Regions from separate parts of the Homo sapiens genome. Here region 1 is linked to region 2. A link is a loop called in an ENCODE intact Hi-C map of the cell type or tissue named here. Cell type or tissue: PC-3. All regions are shown on one strand. Links, peaks and the distances in the headings refer to the core of each region. The heading gives the core; the rest is flanking DNA. Region 1 overlaps LOC400212 (a long non-coding RNA gene). Region 2 has its middle 25 kb from the start of TMX1.

Region 1 (11,600 bases), core at 1,974-9,973, 260 kb after region 2:
TTGGATTACAGGCGTGAGCCACTGCACCCGGCCTGGTTGGTTTCATTTTAAGGTACTCCTTTTTGCTCCTGCCAAGCTCAGAGATTGCAGTTGGAGTTCTCAAGACAAGAGGACATGGTAAAAGCCATTCTGCTCCAAAACAATGGTCAGCAGAAACATGGAAGCAGAGTAAGACCCAAGGAAAGAAACAGCCAGTAATGAATTCCCTTGGACAGTGTTTGTCTAATGGACTTTGGGTGCAAGGATGTCTGATATCCAATTTTAAGGCATTTCCTGCTCTGTGAGATTATTCTCTTCCCTTACCTCCCTCCTTGCCAAGTTTTTGAAAAGGCTTCTTTAATTTATATAGACCAATGTCAGTCTTTTTTTAATTTTATTTATTAATTTATTTATTTTTAGATGGAATCTGGCTCTGTCACCCAGGCTGGAGTACAGTGGTGCGATCTCGGCTCACCTGCAACCTCCGCCTCCTGGGTTCAAGCGATTCTTCCGCCTCAGCCTCCTGAGTAGTTGGAACTACAGGTGTGCACCACCACGCCCGGCTAATTTTTGTATTTTTAGTAGACACGGGGTTTCCCCATGTTGGCCAGGCTGGTCTCGAACTCCTGACCTCATGATCTGCCAGCCTTAGCCTCCCAAAGTGCTGGGATTACAGGCATGAGCCACTGCGCCCAGCCTAAACCAGTGTCAGTCTTAAGTGAAAAGTGCTTGTATGATTGAGACTAAGTGATTTGGGGATTGGTGAGTAAGCCAATATGGGCAGAGTTGATTGTGAATAAACCAATGCCCAAACAACACATTTCCTCTAATATTTCTCCTACTCAAAGAGTTATATGCCCAACTTTATCCTAAGGGCCTTTGTGAAAGTAGAGGTAATGACTCATCTGGTAACTTAATTTCCTAGTGGGTCATCATTTCAAGGGCCCCCAAGACCACCCTCATGTTTAGTGATTTGCTAGAAGGATTCAAAGGACTCAGAAGTAAATGTATTCACAGTTACAGTTTCTTGCAGCGAGAGGACACAAAGCAAAACCAGCAAAAGCAAAATCAGATACAAAGCAAAATCAGCTACAAAGCAAAATCAGCACATGGGGCAAAGCCCAAAGGAAACCAGACATAAGCTTCCAGGGTCCTCCCAGTAAAATGGCACAGGATGCACTTAACAGAGCCTACGGTTTTTATTGGGGACTGGTCATAGAAACCCTCTGCCTAGCACATATAAAATTTCAGACTTCCAGCAGGACAGTGGTATTCAGCATAAACCATATTGTTTGTACAAACAGTCTAGGCACAGTAAACCATCCTTATCAATTACGGAATGGTAGGAAGACTCCTGAAAGCCAAGTTCCCAGATGCTAGCCGTGGGTCAACCTTGCAAGTAGGCCTTTCTGAGGTCTGCTGTCTCAGGGCTGCTATGTTAGCTCTTTTTCATTACAGTCACCCAGAGATCCCCCTCTGCAGCTTCTCCATCACCACCACTGACCTTAGAGTTGTTCTGGATTCTGTTGTATAAGTTATGGTCTTGGAGACCCTATAAAGGACTGCAGGATTTCTGGTTCTGTTCAGTTTTGCCATCTATACACAAGAAGTTCTCAGAAACATATGTGTTGAACAAATGAGCTGTTTAAAAAAAAAGGGGTGCTTTAAAAACTGAAAAAAATACTCCAAAATATTAAGAAGGGATGATGTTATTACGTATAACTTTTATTTCTATTTGTATATGCTTTCCAAATTTTCTAGAATAAACACATTCTATTTTTATTATTAGAAAATAAGTAAAACAAATATTAGTTTCCAACAAATCTGCTAAACGATGCTCCTGCAGATTAGATGCCCAATCCGCAAGGTTGAGCCAAGATCCACTGGATAACTTTGACCCCCCAGGGATATTTTTAGCCACAGACATTCTGAGTGAGGCCCACATCACAAAGCGTTTGTTTCTTAGGACCCAGACTTAGTGTTGCTCCTTTTCATACAGTCTTCATAGCTTAAGCTCATGAAACACGGTGGTCAATGCTTACAACAAACTTGCCAACTTATTAAATAAAAAATTAGAAGATTCACTGATTTTTCCTGGTTTCTAGTGGTAATGGCTACAAACTATGAGTGCCACAATCAGCTTTTAACCATCTGCACAGATAGGAAGAAAATTTTTTAATTAAAAATTACTTTCCAAGCCTATTGTCCTGGGGTTAATATTAATAATTAGTTTGCAGGATGAGGCATTCTAAAAAGATTCTAGATAGCAGTAAAAAACTATCCTGCAAGTTTTTATATCTGTCATGAGCAATGAAATGGTTTATATTGTTACCACTTATTATAACTTATGATAACTAATCAAGATTCGACATTAATAAATAACATAAATACATAAATAAAATTATCAGTACCCAGCTACTCTAAATAATGTCATCCCTCTTTCTTTCTGGATTTCTAGTCAAATTCACTTTCTTCATTACTTCAAATACTTTACTTCTAAAGAACAGTACATCTGTACCCAAACAACATTTTTCACATACAGAAGAAAATGCATTAAAACTTATATATCAGATCTAGCAGTTATATTTCCAACAGAAATGAGGACATGCATGCAATAAAAAACATATACAGGCCAGGCATGGTAGCTCATGCCTGTGATCCCAACACTTCAGGAGGCCAAGGTGGGTGGATTGCTTGAGCCCAGGAGTTCAAGACCAGCCTGGGCAATTTGGTAAAACCCCATCGCCACGAAAAATACAAAAAATTAGCTGGATGTGGTGGTGCATGCCTATAATCTCAGTTACTCAGGAGTCTGAGGCATGAGAATGGCTTGAACCCAGGAGGTGGAGGTTGCAATGAGCTGAGATCACACCACTGCACTCTAGCCTGGGCAACAGAATGAGACTGTCTTGAAACAAAACAAAACACGTACAAATAGGTTTATGGCAGCTTTGTTCATGATAACTCCAAACTGGGTGCAACCCAAATGTCCATCAGCAGCAAAATGGATATATAAAATTGTGCTTTGGGAGGCCGAGGCGGGCAGACTGCGAGGAAAGGAGATTGAGACCATCTTGGCTAACACGGTGAAACCCCGTCTCTACCAAAAATACAAAAAATTAGCTGGGCGTGCACACCTGTAGTCCCAGCTACTCAGGAGGCTGAGGCAGGAGAACCGCTTGAACCCTGGAGGCGGAGGTTGCAGTGAGCCAAAATCGTGCCACTGCATTCCAGCCTGGGCAACAGAGCGAGACTCCATCTCAAAAAAAAAGTGCTACATTAATATAATGGAATACTACATAATGATGAAAATGTAAGAAATTTGGCAAGAACATAAATGAAACTTACAATGTTGAGTAAATGAAGTCAGACAAATAGAGACATACTGTATAATTCCATTTATACAAAGTTTAAAACTGGCAAAAGTAATCTGCCATATTGGAAATCAGGGTAGCAATCACCCTTAGGAGACAGTGACAGGAAGCAGGCACAGGAGGGGCTTCTGAGCTGCTCATAATGTTCTGTAGCTCAGTCTGGCTACGGAGCATGAGTCATCATCCATTTGGAGAAATTCATTGCGACGCAAACTTAAGATTTCCACACATTTTAATAAGTATGTTTTACTGATAGAAAAATATTACCCTCTCCAAAAAAGAGGGTTTACAAAGAGCTTACACATAAAAAGACATCATTTATTAAAGTTCTTTTAGCCTCTTCCTCTCCCTCTCCCTCTCCCTCTCCCTCTCCCTCCCCACGGTCTCCCTCTCCCTCTCTCTCCACGGTCTCCCTCTCCCTCTCCCTCTCCCTCTCTCTCCACAGTCTCCCTCTGATGCCGAGCCGAGGCTGGACTGTACTGCCGCCATCTCCGCTCACTGCAACCTCCCTGCCTGATTCTCCTGCCTCAGCCTGCCGAGTGCCTGGGATTGCAGGCGCGCGCCGCCACGCCTGACTGGTTTTTGTATTTTTTGGTGGAGACGGGGTTTCGCGGTGTTGGCCGGGCTGGTCTCCAGCTCCTGACCGCGAGTGATCTGCCCGCCTCAGCCTCCCGAGGTGCCGGGATTGCAGACTGAGTCTCGCTCACTCAGTGCTCAATGTTGCCCAGGCTGGAGTGCAGTGGCGTGATCTCGGCTCGCTACAACCTTCACCTCCCAGCCGCCTGCCTTGGCCTCCCAAAGTGCCGAGATTGCAGCCTCTGCCCGGCCGCCACCCCGTCTGGGAAGTGAGGAGCGTCTCTGCCCGGCCACCCATCGTCTGAGATGTGGGGAGCGCCTCTGCCCCGCCACCCATCGTCTGGGATGTGGGGAGCGCCTCTGCCCCGCCACGACCCCGTCTGGGAACTGAGGAGTGTCTCTGCCCGACCGCCACCCCGTCTGGGAGGTGAGGAGCGTCTCTGCCCGGCCGCCCTGTCTGAGAAGTGAGGAGCCCCTCCGCCCGGCAGCCACCCCATCTGGGAAGTGAGGAGAGTCTCCGCCCGGCAGCCGCCCCGTCCGGGAGGTGGGGGGCAACTCCGCCTGGCCGACGCCCCGTCTGGGAGGTGGGGGGCGCCTCTGCCCGGCTGCCACCCCGTCTGGGAGGTGTACCCAACAGCTCATTGAGAACGGGCCAGGATGACGATGGCGGTTTTGTCGAATAGAAAAGGGGGAAATGTGGGGAAAAGAAAGATAAATCAGATTGTTACTGTGTCTGTGTAGAAAGAAGTAGACAGAGGAGACTCTATTTTGTTCTGTACTAAGAAAAATTCTTCTGCCTTGGGAAAAAAAAATAAAGTTCTTTTAGTAAATGTTTGAAAACTCTGATAACTTGACATATATATATATATATATATATATATATATATATATATATATACACACACACACACACATATACACACATATATGAGATGTGAGATGTGCATATGTGGTGAATATGTGTGAAAGAGAGATGCATACCTCTCCAGTTCCCCTGAGTCTTTGAATCAGAGGGCATTCCATTAACTCCAACACAAATGCCAGTAGTTCTCACTCCCATTTGTCTCACCAAACCTCCAACTATCATGTCCTGTATTTCTAGGAGTCTCCAGGAGGTGTCTCCATGTGCTGCTCCCAGTCCTGCTGGCCACGCCCTGCCCCACTGGTCATCACAGTTCATCCAGATCCTCCTCTAAGATACAAGAGAATGACTCACTTCTTCCAGTTAGATGGTATGATGCTGTTTCTGAGTCTGAGTATTTTCTACAAAGCTTGGTGAGAAAATTCTTTCAGGGTTTGCTGACAGCCCTCTACATCCACAGGGTATACAGGCTTCTAGGTAGCTGGACCAGGGAACAGAATCCAGAAACTGCTACCATGCCATAGTCAGACTTACTGCTCCCCTCTGACAACTAAGGCTTCTTCCTGGGTGAAGTGAATCAGCAGACTCCTGCCCTTAGGGTGAGTTCTCACCCAGGAAGCTTCTCAGCCCTCACAGCTTGCTAGACATGTCCGCATACATCTAAATCCCAGCAGGGGGTGTGATCTGACATCTTTCCCAGATGGCTCCACCTCCCCTAGGCACATAGAGTTCGCCCAGGCCTGTCTTACCAGTTCACAGGTGTGCCCAGACAGGCCTGAAACCCTGTGCTGGACCCCAGCACCGCTCCCTCTACTTCACGACCCTAATCCTGTAAGCTCATGTGGTTCACTGGGAGGCCCAAGCCACCAGCACATCAAACTTTGAGTGTTCTTTAAATCTATCATAAGAATGTTGAAACCCCATACTTTTTTATAATTTTTAAATTTCTCCAATTTATCAGAATAATTTTTTTCTTTGGATTTCAGTGTATTTACATCTAAGATTTTAAAATGGAGAAAATGCCATCTCTTTATGCTCTGTCTAGAGTGATAAAAATAATCCATTTTTATTTATCTTCTTCAGATTATGGGTCATTTTCTCACAGGGTTTTGGTGCATAAATATCTGGAACAAAGAAAGGGAAATGAAGCAGTGATTAAAATTGCAGTCACATCCTGCTGAACCATTCACTAGCCTATGATGTGGAGTTCAAATGGTGAATTCTTCCACCTGCTGGTATCAGCCTGTCTCTGCAATTCACACATCAACTCCCTAAAAAACATAAAATGAAAATTCTGAGTGGGGAGAAATTTTACATTTTCATCTTAAGCTGGAAACGTATTATGACTCAATGACTGAGAAACTATCATTCAATGAGGTGGAGAAGGAAATGGAACTTCTAGGAAGATAGAGAAATGGCTGTTATCATTTGGTTTCTAGACAAATGCAAGATGTTCTTTTCTTCCTGTGACCTCAGATACCACCTAAGATCTGGGCTACTTGTTTTTTCTTTAGCATAGTCTGCCTTGTACCTTAATGCGAATATGGTGCCTTGAAGTAGTTTAAAGGTTCTGGGTAAGGCAGATGCCATGAACTGAATTGTTTTACCATTGGCAGCGAGCACAGTACCTTGTACACAGTGAGTACCCATTCAATGATCGCATTGTTGATATCCCAAGTTGGCTAATGCCCAGTTCTTCTTTCATGACCCTACAGGAGTCCTATAGTCATGGTTGTAAAAACTGGGTCAGGGTGTAAAACAGCCATTCCTGCAGTAAGTATAGGGACTTGTACTTAAAGGTAAGACCAGAAGCAGGAAAATAAAGAGAAGAGGTGGTTCTCAGAAGATAGGATCCTGGGGAGACAAGGTGTTTTGTTATTCTACAGTCAGTTTGGTTCACTGTTAAGTGTCCAGCACAATGCTGGACTCATAGTAGGTACTTAACAAATATTTTCCTAATAAATCAATAAATTAGAAACATTGAATTTGAAAAACAGAGGTAGGTTATGCTATGCAAAGCTATGCTCAATGAACTATAATCTATTTAATACAAGAAATGCAAAAAGAAAAGCCCTCATTTGTATATGAGATCAGCCTACAGTATATCCTCAGACTCCCAGCCTCCATCCTAGGAAATATTAAGTGAAAGGGAAGTTATTTTCTTCCGGCATTTCTATATGTTTTAAGCTAACACGTGTTATCCTTCACTATCTAAGCACCTTACTAGTTAGAACTTTAACGATGGATAAACAGCTTAGAGAAGTTAAAGTATTTGGCATTTGAGAATTTGGGGTTTGTGATTCCTTAGGTTTACCCCCATAAGGGAACAAAACTCTAAAATTCAATAATATTTTTTATAGAAGCCTATATGTTTTATATAGTTAAAGCCTGCAATTAATCAATCATGTACAAAGGGCAAGTCAAAATGTGGGCTCAATGGAGGGTTTGCATTACAAAGACCCTGAGACAAGGCAGCAAAGAGGCTGTCCCTTGTGCACATTGCATCATGATTATCTGCTGAAACCCTGTGCTTAGCACACTTTTCACTTCCTTTCCTTGGTCAGGATTTGTTCATATCTCTTTGCAAAATTGTCCAGAATTACTCTCCTCATTTGCTCCCATACAAAGGTGAAAGCTTGGCTAGGCATGGTGGCTCACGCCTGTAATCCCAGCACTTTAGGAGGCTCAGGTGGGTGGATAATCTGAGGTCAGGAGTTCAAGACCAGCCTGGCCAACATGGCGAAACCCCATCTCTACTACAAATACAAAAATTAGCTGGGTGTGGTGGTATGCACCTGTAATCCCAGCTACTTGGGAGGCTGAGGCAGGAGAATCGCTTGAACCTGGGAAGCAGAAGTTGCAGCGAGCCAAGATCGTACCATTGCACTCCAGACTGGGCAACAAGAGCAAAACTCTGTCTCAAAACAAACAAAAAACAAAGGTGAAAGCTTTTTCTGGAACATGTCTTATTGCATTAGTAATAACTCCAGTGGGCAATGCAAATACAAACAGCGTATAAACTCAGATGTGCAAGGAATGCAGTGTTTCATGTGTCTGTGTGAAGAGACCACAAACAGGCTTTGTGTGAGCAACAAGGCTGTTTATTTCACCTGGGTACAGGTGGGCTGAGTCTGAAAAAGGAGTCAGCAAAGGGTGGTGGGATTATCATTAGTTCTTACAGGTTTGGGGATAGGCGGTGGAGTTAGGAGCAATGTTTTGGGGGCAGGAGTGGATCTCACAAAGTACATTCTCAAGGGTGGGGAGAATTACAAAGAACCTTCTTATGGGTGGGGGAGATTATAAAGAACCTTCCTAAGGGTGAGGGAGATTACAAAGTACATTGATCAGTTAGGTTGTGGCAGAAATAAATCACAATGGTGAAATGTCATCAGTTAAGGCTATTTTCACTTTTTTTATGGATCTTCAGTTGCTTCAAGCCATCTGGATGTATACGTGCGGGTCACTGGGGATATGATGGCTTAGCTTAGGCTCAGAGGCCTGACATGCAGCTTTATATTTTTTGTATTAGTTTAACTGCTTTTTCTTGTTTTGTTTTTTTGAGGTAGAGTCTTATTCTGTTGCCAGGCTAGAGTGAGTGCAGTGGCACCATCTCGGCTCACTACAACCTCTGCCTCCCAGATTCAAGTGATTCTCATGCCTCAGCTTCCCAAATAGCTAGAACTACAGGCGTGCACCACCATACCCAGATAATTTTTGTATTTTTAGTAGAGATGGGGTTTTGCCCTGTTGCCAAGGGTCGTCTCAAACTCCTGGCCTCAAGCAATCCACTGGCCTCAGCCTCCCAAATTGCTGGGATTACAGCTGTGAACCACCTTGCCCTGGCCTGTAACAGTTTCAGTTTAACTTCTAATGTAAGCTCTCATTCCTCCAGGGAAGAAATTTGATCTCAAATTCAGTCAACCAGTCTATTCAACTGAGGACCCCTCAGCAGGGGTTCCCTGTGCTAAGGCCCTGGTGGCAGTAGCCAGTGGAGAGAAGGCTCTAGCCTTGATACCTCTCCCTTGGGTATTCTCTGAATCAGTCTTCAGCGCTGGGGATTTGGTCAATGGCTGCCCTGCGCCTCCCTGGGGATGAGGAGCCTTTGTGAACCTTGTCCAAGCCCTGACTACTGAGACCCTCCAGGCAGTCACTTCCTCGCTGGGCTCTTCTCAGGAAGCAGAGCAAAGTCCTGGGCACTTCTCAGATACTCAGCCTGCCTGGGATTTCTGCTACCTGATCAAGGAAGCCAGCTCCAGGATCCTGACTCCAAGACCAGTGATGTCTCTACTCCCCACACCTCCATGTCATCTTCTCATTACTGCCCCACTTTCCTCAGACCCTTGCCCTCACTCTTAATGTGTCTCCTGAATGTTAATTTGGAGTTCAAAACCAGGAAGGCTCACATCTTCCTCAGAGATTATAAGCACCTCAAGTGCTACAGCAGCTCCCCAAGGGAGATAGGGAAAAAGTAAACCATCAGGAGAAAATCAAAACACTGGTTAATATGTCAAAATATAATCCCAACCCAGAAGTTTCCATCTTAATAATGCTTTTACCATTTCCTGGCACTTCTCCACTCATATCTCTTTTGAGCTTAGCCATCTTTTTTTTTTTTTTTTTTTTTGAGACAGAGTCTCACTTTGTTGCCTGGGTTGGAGTAAGTGGTGCGATCTCAGCTCACTGCAACCTCCGTCTCCAGGGTACAAGCGATTCTCCTGCCTCAGCCTCCCGAGTAGCTGGGATTACAGGCGCCCGCCACTATGCCCAGCGAATTTTTTGTATTTTTAGTAGAGATGGGGTTTCACCATGTTGGCCAAGCTGGTCTCGAACTCCTGACCTCGTGATTCACCTGCTTTGGCCTCCCAAAGTGCTGGGATAACAGGCGTGAGCCACCGCACCCAGCCGAACTTAGCCATTTTATGGACTGAGAAGGACAGAGATCTTTGTCCTTACTTTGCAGAAGTTGAAATCAAGGCACTAAGTGATTCTGCAATCTCAGCATATTCCACAATAGGCATATGAAGGCTGTCAGTGATTTGAGGGAGAGGAAGAAGACAGGCTGGAAGTATTTCCATCTTTTCAGGAACTCCCACTGGACTATGCCTAAGAATTCAAACTACTGTATCAATGAGCAAATCAAATATGACAGGACCTGAAAGTGTCAGGAACATCCGCTTGTTTCAAGACAAGCCAAATATACTCAGGTAACGAGTAAATGGTCACTGTCACAGCCAATTATAGAGATGGCAATGCAGTCAGCTGCATTGTCTGCAGACACTAAGGGAATTCAAAAGTAAAATAAATCTGGGTTCTCAGTCATCTTTCCTTTTCTTTTCCTTTTTTTCTTTTTCTTTTTATTTATTTATTATTATTATACTTTAAGTTTTAGGGTACATGTGCACAATGTGCAGGTTAGTTACATATGTATACATGTGCCATGCTGGTGCACTGCACCCACTAACTTGTCATCTAGCATTAGATATATCTCCCAATGCTATCCCTCCCCACTTCCCCCACCCCACAACAGTCCCCAGAGTGTGATGTTCCCCTTCCTGTGTCTATGTGTTCTTATTGTTCAATTCCCACCTATGAGTGAGAATATGCGGTGTTTGGTTTTTTGTTCTTGCGATAGTTTACTGAGAATGATGATTTCCAATTTCATCCATGTCCCTACAAAGGATATGAACTCATCATTTTTTATGGCTGCATAGTATTCCATGGTGTATATGTGCCACATTTTCTTAATCCAGTCTATCATTGTTGGACATTTGGGTTGGTTCCAAGACTTTGCTATTGTGAATAATGCCGCAATAAACATACATGTACATGTGTCTTTATAGCAGCATGATTTATAGTCCTTTGGGTATATACCCAGTAATGGGATGGCTGGGTCAAATGGTATTTGTAGTTCTAGATCCCTGAGGAATCGCCACACTGACTTCCACAATGGTTGAACTAGTTTACAGTCCCACCAACAGTGTAAAAATGTTCCTATTTCTCCACATCCTCTCCAGCACCTGTTGTTTCCTGACTTTGTAATGATTGCCATTCTAACTGGTGTGAAATGGTATCTCATTGTGGTTTTGATTTGCATTTCTCTGATGGCCAGTGATGGTGAGCATTTATTCATGTCTTCTTTTGAGAAGTGTCTGTTCATGTCCTTTGCCCACTTTTTGATGGGGTTGTTTGTTTTTTTCTTGTAAATTTGTTTGAGTTCATTGTAGATTCTGGATATTAGCCCTTTGTCAGATGAGTAGGTTGCGAAAATGTTCTCCCATTTTGTAGGCTGCCTGTTCACTCTGATGGTAGTTTCTTTTGCTGTGCAGAAGCTCTTTAGTTTAATTAGATCCCATTTGTCAATTTTGGCTTTTGTTGCCATTGCTTTTGGTGTTTTAGACATGAAGTCCTTGCCCATGCCTGTGTCCTGAATGGTAATGCCTAGGTTTTCTTCTAGGGTTTTTATGGTTTTAGGTCTAACGTTTAAGTCTTTAATCCATCTTGAATTGATTTTTGTACAAGGTGTAAGGAAGAGATCCAGTTTCAGCTTTCTACATATGGCTAGCCAGTTTTCCCAGCACCATTTATTAAATAGGGAATCCTTTCCCCATTGCTTGTTTTTCTCAGGTTTGTCAAAGATCAGATAGTTGTAGATATGCGGCGTTATTTCTGAGGGCTCTGTTCTGTTCCATTGATCTATATCTCTGTTTTGGTACCAGTACCATGCTGTTTTGGTTACTGTAGCCTTGTAGTATAGTTTGAAGTCAGGTAGTGTGATGCCTCCAGCTTTGTTCTTTTGGCTCAGAATTGAC
Region 2 (9,752 bases), core at 1-8,000:
ACAAAAAACCAAACACCACATGTTCTTACTGATAGGTGGGAACTGAACAATGAGAACACATGGACATGGGAAGGGGAACATCACACACCAGGGCCTGTTGTGGGGTGGGGGGAGGGGGGAGGTATAGCATTAGGAGATATACCTAATGTAAATGACGAGTTAATGGGTGCAGCATACCAACATGGCACATGTATACATATGTAACAAACCTGCACGTTGTGCACATGTACCCTAAAACTTAAAGTATAATTTTTTAAAAAAAGAAAAAGAAAACAAACAAAAATAGAGGAAATTAAAAAAAAAAAGTTCGTAGTCACTCTGCAGGTGTGCTATTAAGAATTAATCAAATGCAATTTGAACAGTATAATACTATGGAGAAAATAATAGGATTTCATTATTTTAAATTTATATTTTTTCTTTCATGTATTGCGTCTTTTTATCTACAGCATGGGTTCTTTTTTTAAAGTAAGTATGGATTTTGTTTTTTGTGTTTTGTTCTGGTGTCTTTTTATGTTTTTCTTGACTGGTGTTAAGGAGCCACTAGGTGGCAGAGGTTGCTTCTTTTGGTTACAATGAGAAACTATTTTAAAATAATTCAGTGGGAAACAGGTTTTAGAAAAATTTAAAAATCACATTATAGACTTCATAAATACATTTGCACTAGTATCTCATGGTTCTGACATCAGCAAATTTGAACTATTGGCTGTATTATAGTAATAATGATGACAAAAGCAACAACAATAGTTAAACCACGAACACTTACCGAGTGCTTCTTATGTACCAGCAACAGACTAAGAGGTGTTCATAGATTATGCTGTTTAATCCTCACTGCAGCCCGATGAGGCAAACACTGTTAATCTTCATTATGCAGAGGAAGGAGCAGAGTCTTGAAGAGGTCAAGTAGTGCCTAGGTCATTGATAAGTAGCAGAGGCTGGATTCAAAACAGGTCTGATGGACATCAGAGCCTGAGTGATTAACAACCTCACTTCACAGACTCAGAACTGGGAACATTTTTTTTTTTTAATTTTTTCTTTTTGGAAGGCTGAACCATGTTGTGAAGGAATTAATGTTAGACATGTATTGGTTTCAGGCATATTGTCATGTTGTCAATGTCATGTAATATAAATGAGCTTAATCCTTAAAGTCCTTATGAAACAAAGAGTTTATTAAGGTCTTTACAGTTATATAGGCCAACTTCTCATCTTTTATCTAATCATCATGTTTATTCCCTCAGAACGTCTTTCCGTTATGTTTGTATGCCTGTAAGAGATAATTTATCGGTGAAAGCCAGTTTATCCCATTGATCTTTCTCTAGCCAAAAAATTAAAGATCCCTGCAACAGTGTAATTGGCAAGAACAATATTATGATGGTGTCAATGTACATATATAAAAATAAAATAAACTACAGTGACAGAGCTGTTAAAAAATTAGTTTTAACAAGTCCAGTGTGCTCATCTTCAGAAAAGTACATCATATTCTAAAGCTTCAAGTAGACAGAGGCATCCACGATAACAAAAAGACGTTTTTCTTTATTTCCTAAATAATACTTAATAGCTATCTTAACAATATAATGGAAAAATTGAGAGATTATGGAGATAATATTGGTTAATGTTAGCTGGGCGTGGTGACACTTGCCTGTAGTCCCAGCTAATTGGGAGGCTGGGATGGGAGAATTGCTTGGGCCCAGGAGGTGGAGGCTGCAGTGAGCTGAGATCACGCCACTGTACTCCAGCCTGGGTGACAGAGCGAGACTCGTCACACACACACACACACACACACACACACACACACACACACACACACAAAATTGGTTAATGTTAAGAAGCTTTGTGCCAATATATGACTGTTTTATACATGTGAAACAGGGCAGTGAACGTGTAGAAATTTCGCAGGATTATGTGACTCTTAGGAAATCTCACAGGGCTAGTTCTCATTTTGTTAATTGGTAAAGATTTACTTGGTATCTTTATCTTGTGGTTCCTTTCTATTTCTCTCTTTTGGGAAAAAAAATAAAGTGAGAAGGAGTGAGTAGGTGATTTGCCACACCTACACAGATGTTATTTGAATAAATGAAACAGCATCTCAAAATCTTCATGTTCCCAGATGTGAAGGTAGGACTCTGGGGTAAAAGGAGGAAGTTTACATTTCATTTATCTTTATTACATGTTAAGTTATGAAATTGTCCCTAAATCATCTAGATTGAATGATACCTTTTTTTTTTTTTTTGAGACAGTCTCCCTCTGTCTCCCATGCTGGAGTGCAGTGGTGCGATTATGGCTCACTGCAACCTCTTGGGTTCAAGTGATTCTCGTGCCTCAGTCTCCTGAGTAGCTGGGATTACAGGCACATGCCACCATGCCTGGCTAATTTTTATATATTTTGTAGAGAAGGGATTTTGCCATGTTGCCCAGGCTGGCCTCGAACTCCTGAGCTCAAGCAATCTTCCTGCCTCGGCCTCCTGAAGTGCTGAATGATATCTTACACTATATTCATATAATGCTTTCTAGTTTAGAAGACGCTTTCAAAAAACATCAGCTTTGTATTTTTTTTTTAAGACGGTGTCTCGCTCTGTCGCCCAGGCTGGAGTGCAATGGTGCGATCTTGGCTCACTGCAACCTCCACCTCCCAAGTTCAAGCTATTCTCCTGCTTCAGCCTCCTGAGTAGCTGGGATTACAGACGCACCCCACCATGACTGGCTAAATTTTGTATTTTTAGTAGAGACGGGGTTTCACCATGTTGGTCAGGCTGGTCTCAAACTCCTGACCTCGTGATCTGCACGCCTCGGCCCCCTAAAGTGCTGGGATTACAGGTGTGAAACATCAGCTTTTTAAATCTTTAAAACCATGCTTTAAAATAGAGAAGTAAACAGATTCAAATTGAAATTAGTAGCTCATTGGATATTGGAGTTTGTTGGCTATTAAGTATGAAACTTATTTGTATTATAATTTAGTGGTTTTTCAATTTTTCATTAACATCTTCAAATTGTAGTAGAATTAAATGACAATTCAGAAATAATTTTCTTCCACTTGGTTTCCTTTTACATACGCACACTTTATGTTAGTCAAACTTAAACGTTTGGTATGGCTGTATATTTTAGATGTGCCAATAAGTTGTGAATTTATATAACTAAGTACTTTTCTGAATAACAGAACAAAAATAAATGAAAAAAACATTCAAGAATCCAGTATCTTAGGAATTTTAGATTAAAAAATTGCTATCACACTGATTGGAAATTTTACTGACAAGTAACTTTTTAATATTATTTTTCCTTAGGCTATAGAAGTACATGTTTGGGATTAGCAGTTTAATGCTATTTACTGTCAGTTTATTGATTAATTCGTATGTTGTTTACTGACTCCTTTTTTAAAAAAGAAATTATATTTACCCATAGCAAGTTTGAGAGGCTTCTTATCAGAATAATTGTTAAAAGAAATCTCTTCTAATTTTATAATTTAAAATGGTGTGCCTGTAGAATGTAATCCTGTACAGTATTATTTTATCCTATTTATTTCCTCTGTTGGGTCATATTCTCTTCTATCCCTTTATTGTTTACAAAATGATAACTGCCTGTGTACTTAGGTTTTCCATGATTTGTATGTGTATCATCATACAATAAAATCATCAAGAGTCAGACATTTTATGTTTGTCTGCACCTTTCTCTCCTCTGAACCTCCTTAATGTCTTTTGTTTTCCTGCTAAAAATAGCTGTTCTTCAGCTATCTAATAAGTACCAAGAGCCCTCATTCTGTTGAAAATAGTTTAAACAAAAAGGGGGCAGCCTTAGCAAAGGTATAAAGGTTAAAAATTTTTCATATTGTGTAAAACTGCTTCCCTTTCCTCATTGTACTAGGATAAGTAACGCTAGTTGCTGTGACAGTCAAATCTCAAAATGTCAGTGGCTTACTACAACAGAAGTTTACTTTTTGCTGTCATGCAAAGTCTAATGATGATATTCTGGGTTGGATAACAGCCTTCAATGTGGGCAGTCAGAGAACCTTCTCCTTCCTTTAAGATGAATCCAGGAGCTGGTTTTTTGAAAAGATCAACAAAATTGATAGACCACTAGCAAGACTAATAAAGAAGAAAAGAGAGAAGAATCAACTGGACGCAATAAAAAATGATAAAGGGGATATCACCACCGATCCCACAGAAATACAAACTACCATCAGAGAATACTATAAACAACTCTATGCAAATAAACTAGAAAATCTAGAAGAAATTGATAAATTCCTGGACACATACACTCCCGCAAAACTAAACCAGGAAGAAGTTGAATCCCTGAATAGACCAATAACAGGCTCTGAAATTAAGGCAATAATTAACAGCCTACCAACCAAAAAAAGTCCTGGACCAGACGGATTTACAGCCGAATTCTACCAGAGGTACAAGGAGGAGCTGGTACCATTCCTTCTGAAACTATTCCAATCAGTAGAAAAAGAGGGAATCCTCCCTAACTCATTTTATGAGGCCAGCATCATCCTGATACCAAAGCCTGGCAGAGACACAACAAAAAAAGAGAATTTTAGACCAATATCCCTGATGAACATCAATGCAAAAATCCTGAATAAAATACTGGCAAACTGAATCCAGCAGCACATCAAAAAGTTTATCCACCATGATCAAATGGGCTTCATCCCTGGGATGCAAGGCTGGTTCAACATACACAAATCAATAAATGTAATCCAGCATGTAAACAGAACCAAAGACAAAAACCACATGATTTTCTCAACAGATGCAGAAAAGGCCTTTGACAAAATTCAACAGCCTTCATGCTAAAAACTCTCAATAAATTAGGTATTGATGGGACGTATCTCAAAATAATAAGAGCTATCTATGACAAACCCACAGCCAATATCATACTGAATGGACAAAAACTGGAAGCATTCCCTTTGAAAACTGGCACAAGACAGGGATGCCCCTCTCACCACTCCTATTCAACGTAGTGTTGGAAGTTCTGGCCAGGGCAATCAGGCAGGAGAAGGAAATAAAGGACATTCAGTTAGGAAAAGAGGAAGTCAAATTGTCCCTGTTTGCAGATTACATGATTGTATATCTAGAAAACCCCATTGTCTCAGCCCAAAATCTTCTTAAGCTGATAAGCAACTTCAGCAAAGTCTCAGGATACAAAATCAATGTGCAAAAATCACAAGCATTCTTATACACCAATAACAGACAAACAGAGAGCCAAATCATGAGTGAACTCCCATTCACAATTGCTTCAAAGAGAATAAAATACCTAGGAATCCAACTTACAAGGGATGTGAAGGACCTCTTCAAGGAGAACTACAAACCACTGCTCAATGAAATAAAAGAGGACACAAACAAATGGAAGAACATTCCATGCTCATGGGTAGGAAGAATCAATATTGTGAAAATGGCCATACTGCCCAAGGTAATTTATAGAGTCAATGCCATCCCCATCAAGCTACCATGACTTTCTTCACAGAATTGGAAAATTCCATATGAACTTTAAATTTCATATGGAACCAAAAAAGAGCCCACATTGCCAAGTCAATCCTAAGCCAAAAGAACAAAGCTGGAGGCATCACGCTACCTTCAAACTATACTCCAAGGCTACAGTAACCAAAACAGCATGGTACTGGTACCAAAACAGAGATATAGACCAATGGAACAGAACAGAGCCCTCAGAAATAATACCACACGTCTACAACCATCTGATCTTTGACAAACCTGACAAAAACAATAAATGGGGAAGGGATTCCCTATTTAATAAATGGTGCTAGGAAAACTGGCTTGTCATATGTAGAAAGCTGAAACTGGATCCCTTCCTTACACCTTATACAAAAATTAATTCAAGATGGATTAAAGACTTAAATGTTAGACCTAAAACCATACAAACCCTAGAAGAAAACCTAGGCAATACCATTCAGGACATAGGCATGAGCAAGGACTTCATGTCTAAAACACCAAAAGCAATGGCAACAAAAGGCAAAATTGACAAATGGGATCTAATTAAACTAAAGAGCTTCTGCACAGCAAAAGAAACTACCATCAGAGTGAACAGGCAACCTACAGAATGGGAGAAAATTTTTGCTATCTATTCATCTGACAAAGGGCTAATATCCAGAATCTACAAAGAACTCAAACAAACTTATAAGAAAAAAACAACCCCATCAAAAAGTGGGCAAAAGATATGAACAGACACTTCTCAAAAGAAGACATTTATGCAGCCAACAGACATATGAAAAAATGCTCATCATCACTGGCCATCAGAGAAATGCAAATCAAAACCACAATGAGATACCATCTCACACCAGTTAGAATGGCGATCGTTAAAAAGTCAGGAAACAACAGGTGCTGGAGAGGATGTGGAGAAATAGGAACACTTTTACACTGTTGGTGGGACTGTAAACTAGTTCAACCATTGTGGAAGACAGTGTGGCGATTCCTCAAGGATCTAGAACTAGAAATCTCATTTGACCCAGCAATCCCATTACTGGGTATATACCCAAAGGATTATGAAACTTGCTGCTATAAAGACACATGCACATGTAGGTTTATTGTTGCACTATTCACAATAGCAAAGACTTGGAACCAACCCAAATGTCCAACAATGATAGACTGGATTAAGAAAATGTGGCACATATACACCATGGAATACTATGCTGCCATAAAAAATGATGAGTTCATGTCCTTTTTAGGGACATGGATGAAGCTGGAAACCATCATTCTCAGCAAACTATCGCAAGGACAAAAAACCAAACACCGCATGTTCTCACTCATAGGTGGGAATTAAACAATGAGAACACTTGGAGAACACTTGAACACAGGGGTCTGTTGTAGGGTGGAGGGGAGGGGGGAGGGATAGCATTAGGAGATATACCTAATGTAAATGACGAGTTAATGGGTGCAGCACACCAACATGGCACATGTATACATATGTAACAAACCTGCACGTTGTGCACATGTACTCTAGAACTTAAAGTATAAAAAAAAAAGATGGGGTAATAGAGCCCATCTGCTAAGAATATCAGAGTTTGCTGCTGGATCCTCTGCATCCAGCTGGCGAATGGGGTCTAAGAAGAAGAAGAATCACATAGGAAGTTTTTATGAAACTTCCAGGCCTGGAAATGGCTGACATGGTTCTGTCCTCATTCTATTGGTCATAACTCAGTCATGTGCAAGGGAGGCAGTTAAATGTTGTTTAGCTATGTGGCCAGGAGGTAAAGGAAAACGTTCTGTTGGACATCTAGCAGTTCTTGCCAAGCCTGTGGTAGTTGTCCTATGGAAGAGGTTCCTTAGGCAACTCTCATATCTTCCTTATGTGGAAGTCATTTGGGTTTGGGGCTGCAGGATTTTCAAGCCACATCCATGCCCTGCTACCACTCTTAATCTTTGAACCTTTAGAGTATATTATCCTGAAGTCTTTTACTGACAGGTCTCAAATGTTACATTGCTCTGAGGGACTTAGGGGCTGACAAGAGTTGTGTATAGGCATGAAAGATGGAAAATGGACATGTAGTAGCTGAAACAGGGGTTCAGATTTTCCTGACTCTGCTGAAATTACTTCCCAAATCCTATAGTAAGAGTTCCACCACTATCTTTTCAAGCTCTCCTCTGATTCCTATTTCCCACTGTCTTTAGCATGACCTGGACTCCACTTCTGGCAGGCAGTGAACTCGTGATCAGTGTGGCCAGCATTCATTCATAGAATTGGCTCCAGGAAAAACTGAACAAGAAAATTAATGAGGTTGTATAGGTTTATTAAGCAGATGTATTAATGAATTCTTCAGTGATATTTGAAATAGATTAAAACATTATTTTTATTTTTTTGCTGTGAAGTACACATGTGTCTAGCACTGAATTTGGTAATTGGTTTACTTGGTTATTAAAAATTACATTCCAGTATATCCATCAACTTTTTAATCTTTGAAACTGATTGAATGTAAATTTAATTCTATTAACTTGTTTTATTATTGTTACCATGGAGGCCACAGGAAGCACAACCTTTGTAAATTCATAACCCAAATGAATTAGCTTCCAAGCAATTAATGTTTTTATACATTTAGTTGCTTTAAATGACTTTTGAAATGATTTTCATTTTTTGTCAAAAATGAATATGGATTGTTTTACTTGCTTGAATTTCTAAATATGCAGCCCAAAACTATAGGTTATAAACATAAAATTAATTCATATAGGATGAATTAATTTATAGGATGTATAGGATATATATTATTCTGTTCTAAATTTTCAAATAATAGTTATTTCAAAATACATACATAAAATGAAAATTGCTAAAAGTCATGACAGAAAGTAATTTGCTATTTGTCAGTGTAGTGTTAGTGATAGTTATGACCAGTTAACTCTCATAGATAACACTTTGTTTGAATGATAACATTTTTTCCCCTGAATATTGTGTCTTTCTCATTTAGAATTATGACCCACTCAGAAATCTCTATGGGGATTCTGGAGAAAATATGGATTCAGCCCAATGACTAAAAAGTTTCATTCAATTCACTCATCTTAGCCAGAAATGACATCTTATGATAACTTTAATTTAAGAAGAAAAGTAAATTGACATTGGTGTTCTCCACAAAGTATTTTCAATAAGATTCTGCGTATTGAGCTTGAGTTCAGATGCAGCTTCCTCCTGGGACACATGGAGAGAGGCACCAGTCCTTTTTAGCTTGGTAGGGTCTCTAACCAGCATTCTACCCATCCAGGCTAGAGAATCATCCACCTCTCCGTAAAGCTACCCGCTTCACCAGAATAGCCACAACTAGTAATTAGAATGTAAACAGAGTTGAATTCAGTCACTAGGACCTGTTTTAAGTCTGTACTTCTCCATCAGAGTAGCAGAACAGCTTTGGAGCCTGAGTTTGTTATCCCAGCTCCACCATTCACAAATTATGGTATCTTAGGCAAATTCCTAAACTTCTCTTGTCCACAGTTTCCTTTTAATGTAAAATGGGGATAATAATAGTACTTATTTTATAGGCAGTGGTATGAGGGGTTATTACTATTTGCAAAAACCAATTGTTAAATTTTCAGGAATTTTAAAAAATTTAAATTATTATACAATTTACTAAATTATATCAAATTAAAGGCAATAAATAGTCAAAACTTATTTCCTAATTATTTGACTATATTTTACTGTTATCTATGTTTTGGGGGTTATTTATATCTGTTGTATGTGTGTAGTGCAAATAGCATATAATGGTGAGCTACTTACTGGGCTGTTGTGAATCTTGGCCCAGCTCCCATGTTCAGTGACATCAGGTTGGTAACTTGAAACTAGCAATGGTGGAAATTGGCAAACACTACAAATCAGGCTTTTTTTTTTTTTTTTGAGAGCTGGTTGTTAAACTTTTACCAGTAAACCACTGCTCATAGTGTTTTTAGTATTTATCATCCTTAAAAAAATGTTAAATATATCTATGTTGTATAAATGTGTAATATATAATATATATATTAACATGTACATATGTTTTGCATGTGTGTGTAAACAAAACAGCATGGTTTTGAGTAAATTCTCAAGATGTATTAGCCATTATTACTTCTAAGTTGTGTTTATTTCATTTTTCGTTTCTATATTCTTTCTTCCCTTTCTCTTTCAGTTCTATTTCTTTTCCCCTCCTTTCCCTTCCTGCAGCCCCAAACCTAAAACAGTGAGTATGGGAAAATAGGAGAATAACTGGAAATTATTCTAGTTCCCCTTTCTTTCATCCTAATGTCTACTGACTTGATCTGAGACTATGTATATCTGATGTAGCACTGGATCCCCAGCAC

What was found. Hi-C counts contacts between places; a loop is a spot of excess contacts. Peaks named below come from ENCODE experiments on the same cell type or tissue, not always from the same donor. Only the 100,000 strongest peaks of a DNase experiment are listed, where the experiment ranks them.
Region 1: it touches region 2 in a loop (6-fold over the local background); 80 of 110 quality-filtered maps call a loop at or near these places.

What each region holds. Positions count from the first base shown.
Region 1 is chr14:50,949,415-50,961,014 of GRCh38, reverse strand. LOC400212 (a long non-coding RNA gene) reads left to right here. Exons shown (of 4, transcript NR_170195.1): 2 at 3,799-5,161. Among named protein-coding and RNA genes, the nearest start is that of PYGL, 11 kb to the right of the region's middle. In PC-3, for the core only: CTCF peaks have their summits at 5,081, 5,838 and 6,038 (motif pointing left); DNase peaks (open chromatin) are centred at 5,094, 5,414 and 5,984; H3K4me3 peaks cover 798 bases; H3K27ac peaks cover 1,658 bases.
Region 2 is chr14:51,210,837-51,220,588 of GRCh38, reverse strand. No RefSeq gene overlaps it. Among named protein-coding and RNA genes, the nearest start is that of TMX1, 25 kb to the left of the region's middle. In PC-3, for the core only: CTCF peaks have their summits at 562 (motif pointing right) and 3,791; no DNase peak of the experiment used is centred there.